Regions from separate parts of the Homo sapiens genome. Here region 2 is linked to region 1. Evidence: chromatin loops called from intact Hi-C (ENCODE). Cell type or tissue: heart right ventricle. All regions are shown on one strand.

Region 1 (2,500 bases):
GGCAAGATCTGTGACCGCCCTGTGCCTCAGTTTCCTCATCTATAAAATTGGGGTTAGTCATAGCAATAGCACCTTCCTCACAGGTCAAATGTGGAGCAAATTAGTTGATGTAGCACGTAGTGGACTTCTGCAAATGAATCAGGGATCCAACCTCACCTGCAGGATTTTTCCCACTATCCACTTGGCCTGTCTTCAGGAAAATGTCCCTTTGGCCACTCTGCTCAGTCAATGGCTTGCCCCTACTTCTCCAGGGACAACTCAGCTTTGCTCTGCTTTGCTCAGGCTGCAGCTAGCACTGAGAGGGTCTCAGTGTGCTGCCAGGCTTGCAGAGCCCTCTTCCTTCCTGCCCCCCAGCACATCCTCAGCTGCCCCGGCTTGCACCGGCCAGAGAGGAGAGGGACTGGTGACATCCCTCACAGGCGAGGTCGGGTTGCCCATGCGCCCACCCCACCCCAACCCTCACCCTGAACCTGGGAACGGCACAACCTCAGCAGGATCTGCAGCCTGGCTGCTCCCGGGCCTGCCTGAGCCCTGTCCCGGCTCCACAGGTCCAGCAAGCCTCCTGGGGCAGCCAGTCTCTCAAATTAGTGCAACGGATACTCTAAGAAAGTTTGGGAAGCACAGAAAGCTTAAAGAGGAAAAATAAGGCAAAAGAAAACCAATTGTCCATAATTCCGTGACTCCACATTCCAGTTCTCTCCAATCTTTCAAACAAATAGTAGACAGATCTGCTGTATGCAAAATGATTTTCTTTTACTGAATGTCAGGCAATAAGCTCTCCCCAGGTTTTGACAAACCCTTTATAAACACAATTTTTCCTGAGGCATAATGTCCCTCTGAGTGGCTCTGGCACAGTTCACTGGACCTTTCTGCTGAATGATGTTAGGGACGTCCAGGGACTCACAGAGCAAACTCAGTCCCAAGAGAGAAGGGCCTGAAGGCTCCCGACATACTCAGCTCTTGAGCTTGAACTCTCCAGACTGGGGCCTGGGGACAGCCACACTAAGGAGAGCAGCACTGGTGGAAAGCAGGGCTCAGAACACTGAGGAAGGAGACAAGAGCTAGCTCAGCATCCCAGGAGACCCAGGAGGAGGTCAACAAAGGCAACTGAGACCCTTGAATTCCCTCACCCAAGGAATGAACATAACCTGCCCTGTGGGTTCCTGAATCACCACCAGGTGTCGCCACGTGAGCAGCCAGTCCCTTCAGCTCCTGCAACCCGTGGAGGGGAAAAGAAGAAAGTCCTCCCCTCCGCCCAGATGCCACACCTGACTCCTAGAGATGCCAGTTCAGTAGGTCTAGGGTGGGCCTGGGTATTTGCACTTTTAACAACTGTCCTGGGACTTTCTTCCACTTCAGCAAAAGGTAAGTTGGGCTCTTTGGAGAAATAACTACTTCCAGGGCTAGGGCAGGGAAGATACAAGATGAGCCTGGACCATCTTCTTGCACCAGAAAGGAAGGAAATGCTCAATGAATGACTGATTCTTAAAAACACATCAAAAGAGCCTGGGCGAGGTGGTTCATGCCTGTAATCCCTTTGGGAGGCCGAGCCAGGCGGATCTCTTGAGGTCAGGAGTTTGAGACCAGCCTGGCCAACATGGTGAAACCCCATCTCTACTAAAAATACAAACATATTAGCCAGGCGTGGTGGCATGCACCTGTAATCCCTGCTACTCAGGAGGCTGAGGCAGGAGAATCGCTTGAACCTTGGCGGCAGAGGTCGCAATGAGTCGATCACACCACTGCACTCCAGCCTGGGTTACAGAGCAAGACTCTGCCTCAAAAACATAAAATAAAATAATAAATAAATAATAAAAAGTAAAAACATGTCAAAAGGACACAGAAGCCAACTTTCAAGAGCTCCCACAGGCCAAATCTGAGACAATAGAAACATGAAAATACATAATAACAGTAACAGATTAAACAATTGAATAAAATAGAAATACCCAAATCCATACCACAGTAAATAAATAGGAGAGGAGAAAGCTTTTCCTGACCACGAAATGCCAACTGACTAATGCAGGAAAAATAACTGAGAATATCACTATTTAGCAATCATCAAAGCAATAATGAATTCAACCAAGAAACAGCAGTGATATTAAAACTCCTGGGTACGGCCAGGTACAGTGGCTCACAACTATAATCCCAGCACTTTGGGAGGCTGAGACAGGAGGATTTCTTGAGCCCAGAGTTCAAAACCAGCCTGGACAACATAGTGAGACCCTCATCTTTACAAAAAACAAAAAATTAGCCAGGCATGGTGGCCCACGCTTATAGTTCCAGCTACTCAGGAGGCTGAGGTGGGAGAATCACTTGAGCCTGGGAGGTCAAGGCTGCAGTGAGCCATGATTACACCACTGCATTCCAGCTGGGCAACAGAATGAGACCAGTCTCAAAACAAAAACAAAAACACTTCATGACGGCTGGGCACAGTGGCTCACGCCTGTAATCCCAGCACTTTGGGAGGCCGAGGTGGGTGAATCACCTGAGGTCAGGGGTT
Region 2 (2,500 bases), 160 kb after region 1:
TTAAAATCACACTTTTTCACCTCTATGGCCAGTAGGGAAAACTTCACAGGTGCCCTGTCTTTAAGAAGAAAAAGGGGGAAGAATTGAAGAGCCAAGGTTAAGGAAGCAAGACATCTAGCTTGTCCATCCCTTACTTAAGGTATATTCTGAAAACTGGTTCTAAGTCAGAGAAGAGCTTTAGGTCCAAAATTAAATACTGGTGTTTGGTTTGCACTGATTTTCAGTTACTTGTCCTATGGGAAGAGGTGGAGATAGGAGAAGAAAGGATACCTGCTCTGATATAGATAAAAGATCCTGGGGAAGGTAAGCCAGCAAAGAATGAACTAATGACATAAAAAGTTTACCTACTGGGAATTAAGTTAGAAAAGTGTCAAAGGATATACTGAATTCTACCATTTTGGAAAAATATTAAATATACTTCCAGAAAACTAATATTTTTAAAAGACAATAGCTTTCCAAAAATATTTTTCTCCAAAGTATTATACTAAAGGTATTTAACAGTCACATCTGAACATTAACTATTTTGTAAATATGCTATCTATAATAAAGGAAAAATATATTCTTACTGTTGACGTAACTGTCGACAGCTCTCAATATGAGTAGATGTATTTTGATGCTGAATCCAATCCTATTGTAAAAGGAGAAAAGTGTTGAAATTAGAATATTCCTCATGTTGACTAATGAATTAGGCTTTTAAAAAAGACAAATAATATTTTGTTCAAAAATTAAACAAACGTACTCATAAATAGCATTTGGCTGCTCAGTAAAATTTTCACAAACAAAAATTAAAGGCCTTGAAACAAATGCACTTAATACCATACCTCACTGATCCCATTTGAAAATATTTTAGTACAGAAAACATTTTCAAAATCATACCCGTGGATGCTCATTTTGAAATCAATATATAAACTTGGAGAAAATAAAAGCATGGATCAGAAAAAACTTACTGCAAATATAAAAACAACACACCAGAAAACACCAAAAAATCTATAAGTAAAACGGTATCTGTGAAACAGCATCTTCAAAATACAATATTTCAATGACAAATACCTCTAAAATTCACGCTAACAACATCAACAATCAAAAAATGCCGCCGGGCGCAGTGGCTCACGCCTGTAATCCCAGCACTTTGGGAGGCCAAGGAGGGCGGATCACGAGTTCAGGAGATCGACACTACTGTGAAACCCTGTCTCTACTAAAAATACAAAAAATTAGCCAGGCGTTGTGGCGGGCACCTGTAGCCCCAGCGACTCAGGAGGCTGACGCAGGAGAATGGCGTGAACCCGGGAGGCGGAGCTTGCAGTGAGCCGAGATTGCGCCACTGCACTCCAGCCTGGGCGACAGAGCGAGACTCTGTCTCCAAAAAAATAAAAATAAAAATAAAAATAAAATAAAAATGCTACCTGATAGACCAGTACCATTCCATACAAGGTACTCACTATACTGGCAAATAAGATTAGGAAAAACATGGGGAAAAATGCTACTGATCAAATCTATTTTCAAAATTTAAAAGTAACAACATTTCAAAGATACAATATCCCTTACATATAGAGCTTTGAGCTTTACAATTAACGAAATGCTTCTTTTTTTTTTTTCTTTTCTTTTTTTTTTGAGACAGTTTCACTCTTGCTGCCTAGGCTGGAGTGCAATGAGGCGATCTCGGATCACTGCACTCTCCACCTCCTAGGTTCAAGTGATTCTCCTGCCTCAGCCTCCCTAGTAGCTGGAATTAACAGGCATGTGCCACCAAGCCTGGTGAATTTTTGTATTTTTAATAGAGACAGGGTTTCACCATGTTTGTCAGGCTGGTCTCGAACTCCTGACCTCAGGTGATCCACCTGCCTCGGCCTCCCAAAAGTGTTAGGATTACAGGCGTGAGCCACCATGCCCAGCCCAAAATGCTTTCTTATACATTACTTCATTTACAAATAAATCTGTCCTAAAATTACAATGTGTACCCATAAATAACTCTGGAAGATACATCTGGTTAAAAAAAAAAAAAAGCCAATACAGTTTACAAAGATACAGTTTCCAAGGTGAAACAATTAGTTAAAAGCAATATGTATGTTACTCAATGTTTTACTGTTCCTCCAGCATTTGGAAAGGCAGAAAACTTACTAAATAACTTCGTATTTCAACACTTTGCTTAAGGAAAATGTTATTATTTGTTTCCATTTGAAATACATTTTAGTTTAGGTCATTAGAAGTTTCCACAGTTAAAACCACGGTTGACAATAATTTTGGATTCTGCCTTGGCAAGAACTATCTGAAAGAAGGTACACTGATTTGCAATGCTCAGCATCAATTTAAACTCAGCAACAAGGTATGACAAATCCTAAACTATTTCATTAAGCCATGGAACTGATTGTGGACTACAAAAAAGAAATGTTTGTACATCCTGTTTAATAATACAAATAGAAAGCTAGAAGAAGAGTCTCTAGTAGTACTAAAACCCATATTTTTAATATTAATTGGACACTGTTTACATCAAACAGACACA

What was found. A loop is a pair of places that touch in the nucleus more often than their neighbours do. Peaks named below come from ENCODE experiments on the same cell type or tissue, not always from the same donor. Only the 100,000 strongest peaks of a DNase experiment are listed, where the experiment ranks them.
Region 2: a loop joins it to region 1, with 2.9 times the contacts of the local background. A loop is called at or near these places in 1 of 110 quality-filtered maps.

What each region holds. Positions count from the first base shown.
Region 1 is chr2:71,509,077-71,511,576 of GRCh38, reverse strand. The region is part of intron 4 of DYSF (dysferlin); the gene reads right to left. Among named protein-coding and RNA genes, the nearest start is that of DYSF, 44 kb to the right of the region's middle. In heart right ventricle, CTCF peaks have their summits at 966 and 1,166 (motif pointing right); a DNase peak (open chromatin) is centred at 1,186; H3K27ac peaks cover 611 bases.
Region 2 is chr2:71,353,847-71,356,346 of GRCh38, reverse strand. ZNF638 (zinc finger protein 638) reads right to left here. Exons shown (of 28, transcript NM_014497.5): 3 at 567-628. Among named protein-coding and RNA genes, the nearest start is that of ZNF638, 23 kb to the right of the region's middle. In heart right ventricle, no CTCF peak of the experiment used is centred here; no DNase peak of the experiment used is centred here.